2 separate regions of the Mus musculus genome follow, and region 2 is linked to region 1. Evidence: chromatin loops called from intact Hi-C (ENCODE). Cell type or tissue: left cerebral cortex. All regions are shown on one strand. Region 1 has its middle 12 kb from the start of Gm11728. Region 2 overlaps Mgat5b (mannoside acetylglucosaminyltransferase 5, isoenzyme B).

Evidence for each region. A loop is a pair of places that touch in the nucleus more often than their neighbours do. Peaks named below come from ENCODE experiments on the same cell type or tissue, not always from the same donor. Only the 100,000 strongest peaks of a DNase experiment are listed, where the experiment ranks them.
Region 2: a loop joins it to region 1, with 1.9 times the contacts of the local background. A loop is called at or near these places in 3 of 42 quality-filtered maps.

What each region holds. Positions count from the first base shown.
Region 1 is chr11:117,027,463-117,029,962 of GRCm38, reverse strand. No RefSeq gene overlaps it. Among named protein-coding and RNA genes, the nearest start is that of Gm11728, 12 kb to the left of the region's middle. In left cerebral cortex, a CTCF peak has its summit at 945; DNase peaks (open chromatin) are centred at 230, 959 and 2,196; H3K27ac peaks cover 2,057 bases.
Region 2 is chr11:116,934,157-116,936,656 of GRCm38, reverse strand. All of the region lies in intron 3 of Mgat5b (mannoside acetylglucosaminyltransferase 5, isoenzyme B), which reads right to left. It overlaps Gm33829 (a long non-coding RNA gene), which reads right to left. Exons shown (of 2, transcript XR_389169.3): 1 at 1,291-2,500; 2 at 105-573. Among named protein-coding and RNA genes, the nearest start is that of Gm33829, 3.6 kb to the right of the region's middle. In left cerebral cortex, no CTCF peak of the experiment used is centred here; DNase peaks (open chromatin) are centred at 221, 566 and 1,548; H3K27ac peaks cover 1,368 bases.

The DNA of each region.
Region 1 (2,500 bases):
ATAGCCTACCACCCCAGTAACAAACGCCCTGGAACTTTGAGGCTTGGTACAACAACCTTGTGTAATTATTTTGCTTGGTTCTTGGGATTTTGAGACAAACTCTCACTAATTAGCTGAGGCTAGCCTCAAACTTATGATCCTCTGCCTCGGCCTCCTGAGTATAGACAAGGCATGTGCTGCCATACCCAGCAAACAACTACACATCCCTTTTTGGAGGAAATGTGGGGAGGAGCATGCACCTATTGAGAGTTCCTTACTTAACTTGAAGCTGGACTAACTGGCCAGTGAGCTCCAGAGATTGCCGCTATCTCCACCTCCCCATTGCTGGGATTGCAGATACATGCTGGTCACATCTGGCTTATGATACAGAAGTGTGGGTACAAACTCAAGTCCTAACGCACTTGCAGGAAGCTCTTAGCAACTGAACCATCTTCCCAGCCCCAGAGAACCTGATCTTCTCTCCCTCAAGGTCAAGGTCACCATGGAAAGCGCTCAGGAAATGCGTACAAGATGAGAAAGGTGCTGCTCCCTTTAATTTTTCCCCAGATTAACTTGAACGATGCCACATGACATCACGGCACCTTGGAACATCCCCATCCCGGTGTGCTGGCTGGCTGGCACATGGCGTGACGCCACAGTTTTCTCCAGGGGACATTTCCTTCCCCCCATAATGTGACTGATTAAAATACAGCTGAATCCCGAGAAGAGTCAATGAGCCCCAGAGATAATGAATAATGGTTTGTGGCAATGCTGATAATGTGCCCGCTGTTGTATTGACTTGGGCTGCATCTCCAGCTAAGCGTGCTAAATGGCTGGGCTCGAGCCGTGTTCCGCAGGGCCTGGCTGCTCACTGCCTTTCTTCTCTAATTTGAAATTTCCCCTTTGTTTGAAGTTCTGTTCTTGCTTCTTCCCTCCTGCAACTCCATGCAAATGAGATGGCTATTTTTTGCTGGCTGCCAGAGGGAGCTTGCTTGCTGCTGGGAGACCAGCTCAGCGGCAGGCTCCATCTGTCCTGGTGATGGCGTGAAACACAGCCCCTGAGTGTGTGGTGTTGTACTTGGGCCACCTGGGAACTCAGCGTCGGGATGAGAGGGACCCGAAGCTATAAAGGTGCAACTTGTGAAAGTCTAGACCACGGGCTGCAACCGGACAAGATATAGAGGTTCAATGACACCCCCATTTCTGACCATGGGACTTTACCTTTGGATCCCGGTCTAAGCTACGCCGAGGCCCTGCGCCACTTCAGAATGCCAGGGTGGTAAGAGGTTCACACAAGGTGAGCCCTGTTCTTCGCACTTGGGACCCGATGAGTGCCCACTGTATGGCCTTGTACCCACAAGGGAGGCTGGTGCAAAGGGCTACAGGTCTCAGGACAAGGGGTGGAAGTTTGAGGCAGCTTCACATAGAGGGTGCTCTACTCGGGAGTTGAGCTGTGGAGAGAGAAGGACAAAGGACTGAGGGGTGGAGGCCTGGCATGTCCCGAGTGGGCAGAGGGCTGGCGGTGGGGATGGGCCCTCCTGAGCGGCAGGTGGTACTCAATGGCTCCCTGTCAGGGGTCCTTGTCCACAGCCTGGTGCTGCGCTCAGGGCATTCCTGAACGGCAGCGTGGCCTGGTGTGTGCCAAGCCATGTCTAAGATAGACACTGGATAAACCAGAGCAAAGCAATTCCTTCCCCGCTCCTAGCTGCCTCGGTGGAGAACCAGGGTCTCCCCCAAGCCACTACAGACTTCTTCCCCAGTGCCCACTACGGTTAGACCGCCCGCTCCCTGGCCCCATGCGGCTCGTGGCCAGGTGCATCAGCGTGCCCTTTCCACCGAAATGCCTCCGACCCAGGAAGCCTTCTGCAGCTCTAAGTATTGCACAGCTTCTGTCTGTCCACAGAGAGGCCCTAGCTTGGCAAGGCAGAAAGGGTCACAAAGTGCGCAAAGTTGAGGAGCCGCTCAGGCTTCGGGTATAAGGATCAGACCTCTCCAGGGCCCTGAGGCAAGAGGAAGACAAGAACCGGGTGGAGAGGGAGCCTGAGAAGTACAGAGAAAACCGGCAGGATGAGGTGGGCCCTGCAAGGAGCATGGAGAGCCCCGTAGGTGCCATGGCCTGTGGTTTCTGTGATAATGTGTGGTGGGCGTGGTCAGTGAGAGTTAGGTCGGGAGGGTGGCTCACTCTGTAAAGTGCTAGTTCATCCCCAACCGCATGTAAAAGACCAGCTGTAGTGTCTGTAATTCTAGCGCTGGGGGTGGAGACTCAAGGATTCCTGGAGCTGAGTTACAGGCTCAGTGAGACATACGACCTCCTTTTCCTTATGCCTGCATATCCCATGATGCTCCCTGCCTCCCTCGAACTCCAAACTACACTGTTGTGGTGTCACCAACGAGGACAGAGGGCTCAGTGTCTCACTAAGCCGATTGCTGACAGGACCCTTAACCCACAGACCACGTTCATAAACTCAGGCTATAGGGACAGTCTCAAGACGGAAGGTGGCAAGTCCTAGGGGAAGACAGC
Region 2 (2,500 bases), 93 kb after region 1:
TAAGAGGGAAACATGCCCACCTCACACTCACAGACACACCCAGGAGGCTGACCTCCCTGGGGCTGCAGTTCCCGAACCCAACCCCCACATAGCCACCAACGCAGTTGGAAAAAAAAAAGGCTTTATTTCCCTCCCCAACAAGAATGTGGCTGTGACTTCTTCCTGCACTTTAAGCAGAATTCTCCACACTTATGTTATGGCTCTATTTATAACCACAGCTCCCCACTCTAACACTCACATCCTCGCATTGAGGGCTGGGCACAGAGGCACACACCTGTAATCGCCACATGTCAAGCAGCCCCTCCCTACATGGTCATCTCAGGTGCACAGCTGGCTCAGGCTCAGGTACCACACCTCACAGCCCTGGGCCAGGCCAGGCCAGGCCAGGCCAGGCCAGGCATGGAGCTGCTGTCTGTAATTACCCCCCACCCAGTCCCTCACTGCTTCTTGGGTACCCTTCCCCCTACTCTGGAGTCCCCAGCCCAGACTCCACAGACCCAGGGAACAGTCAAGAGACAGATGTACTTGCGGCCAGCCGCCAACTTCAGAGCTGTCGCCCGCCACCGCTGAAGCCTGATGGGAAATTCAAAGATCATAGCTATTTGGCTGTAGGATGCAGATTACAGTGGCGTTTGCCTCAAAGCTGCCTTCCTAATTATGTTTTCCTAGGCTAAAATAGCAAATTCGCTTTCCCCAAGGACACACCAGCCACGGAGGAAAGCAAGACGCTAAGAAGCTTCCAGAAGGGCAGGAGGAGGACAGCCCCAGGTAACTCTGAAGCGAGGATCCAAGGGCAGGTGGCAAAAATGGCTAGCAGGGGTGGGAGGGCTTCCTCGGGGTGCCCTCTGTAGCTCTGCCTGGTCAATCATGGTTAACCCCAGGTGGCTGGGGTGGGAAGGGGCTAGTGGATGTGACCGCAAACTCCCACGAGCCCTGGCGCACCCCCATCTCTCTCCCTGGGTCCTGAAGCCACGGTGTCCCTGCAATTTATAGCTCTGCTTGTGGAGTTTGATGGGCTCCGCTGGTCATGATGGATGGCTGCTATTTCCCAGAGACAGAGCTCGGAGGTGGCTCATGCTCCCCCACCCGTGGGGCTCCCTCCTTCCCCGGGAGCAGATGAAGGGCAAGGAGTGGAGGGAGGGAGGGATGGGGGGGAGGGAGGGAGGGAGGGGTAGGCCAGCTCTGAAAGAAGCCAGTCAGTGAATGTGCAATCTGCTGCCCTGGACCATTGACCGTGCAGCTCATTGAGCAGGGGCCATGGGGGTGGCATCTGTCCCCTGAAAAACACACCTGTGGCCTGTGGTGGTTCCTGGGCCTAGACAGAAGATGGAGCTGAGCCACAAGGCAGGGACAGGGGCCTGAGGGGACACAAAAAGTGATGAAGTCCACCCAGAAGAGAAAACTGCCTCATGTTGCGGAGCCCAAGGAAACCAGGCACCTTAGTCCCCTTGCCTTCTTCCCAGCAGTCTCTCTGCTTCTGCCCTTGCCAAAGAATAATTCATGTTTTACACAGCAGTCAGAGATATATTTTTAAATAAATCCATTCAACCCTGCATCTCAGCGCGCACACACACACACACACACACACACACACACACACACACAAAACTAAATTTAAATTTGAAAATCCAGGCTGGTGAGACGGCTCAGTAGGCAAAGATGCCTGCCCCCAGCCCTGACAGCCTGAGTTCGATCCCTGGACCTGGTGGAAGGAGAAAACTGATCCCACAAGCTGTTCTCTGATCTTCACACATGCCATGGCACCTGTGTGTACACACACACACACACACACACACACACACACACACAATTAAATCCAGTGAAGCCTGGTGGAGCATTCCCATAATCTCCACACTCAGAGGTGGAGACAGAAGGCTCAGAAGTTCCTCCGGTACGTATCTAATTTAAGGCTATCCTGGACTACATAAGACCCTGTCCCAAAACACCCAAACTACGGGCTGGGGAGGTGGCTCAGCGGAGAAAGCATTTACATCACAACCATGGGCCCAGAGTCGGGTCCCCAGAACCTATGTAGAGCCCAGGCAGGTGTGGCCACCGCCTGTAATGACAGCACAGGGGGGGCAGAAACAGGTCCCCAAGGCAAGCTGGCTAGACAGACTAGTGGAGTTGGTAAGCTCGAGGTTCAGAGAGGCCCCACCTCAACAGAGAAAGCAGAAAGCAATCAAGAGAGGCACCCCGGGTCCTCCAAATGCTGGAAAATACTCATACACCCTCATACATGTGTGCACCCTAACACATGCAAACACACATGTGCATACACAGTACACACACACACAATCAAACATCAAAGCAACATGCATAAATATGTAAATAAATAAACAAGTAACTGAGCAGCTACTCGTGGCCCTGAGAAAAGTGTCTGTAGCAGGCACAGCCCACGTGACCTGCTCCTGTTGGCCATTTCCTCACTCACCACTCTCTGTCATATCAGCCTCCATATTGCCTCTCTGCCTCAACATACCAACCCCAGGGCCTTTGC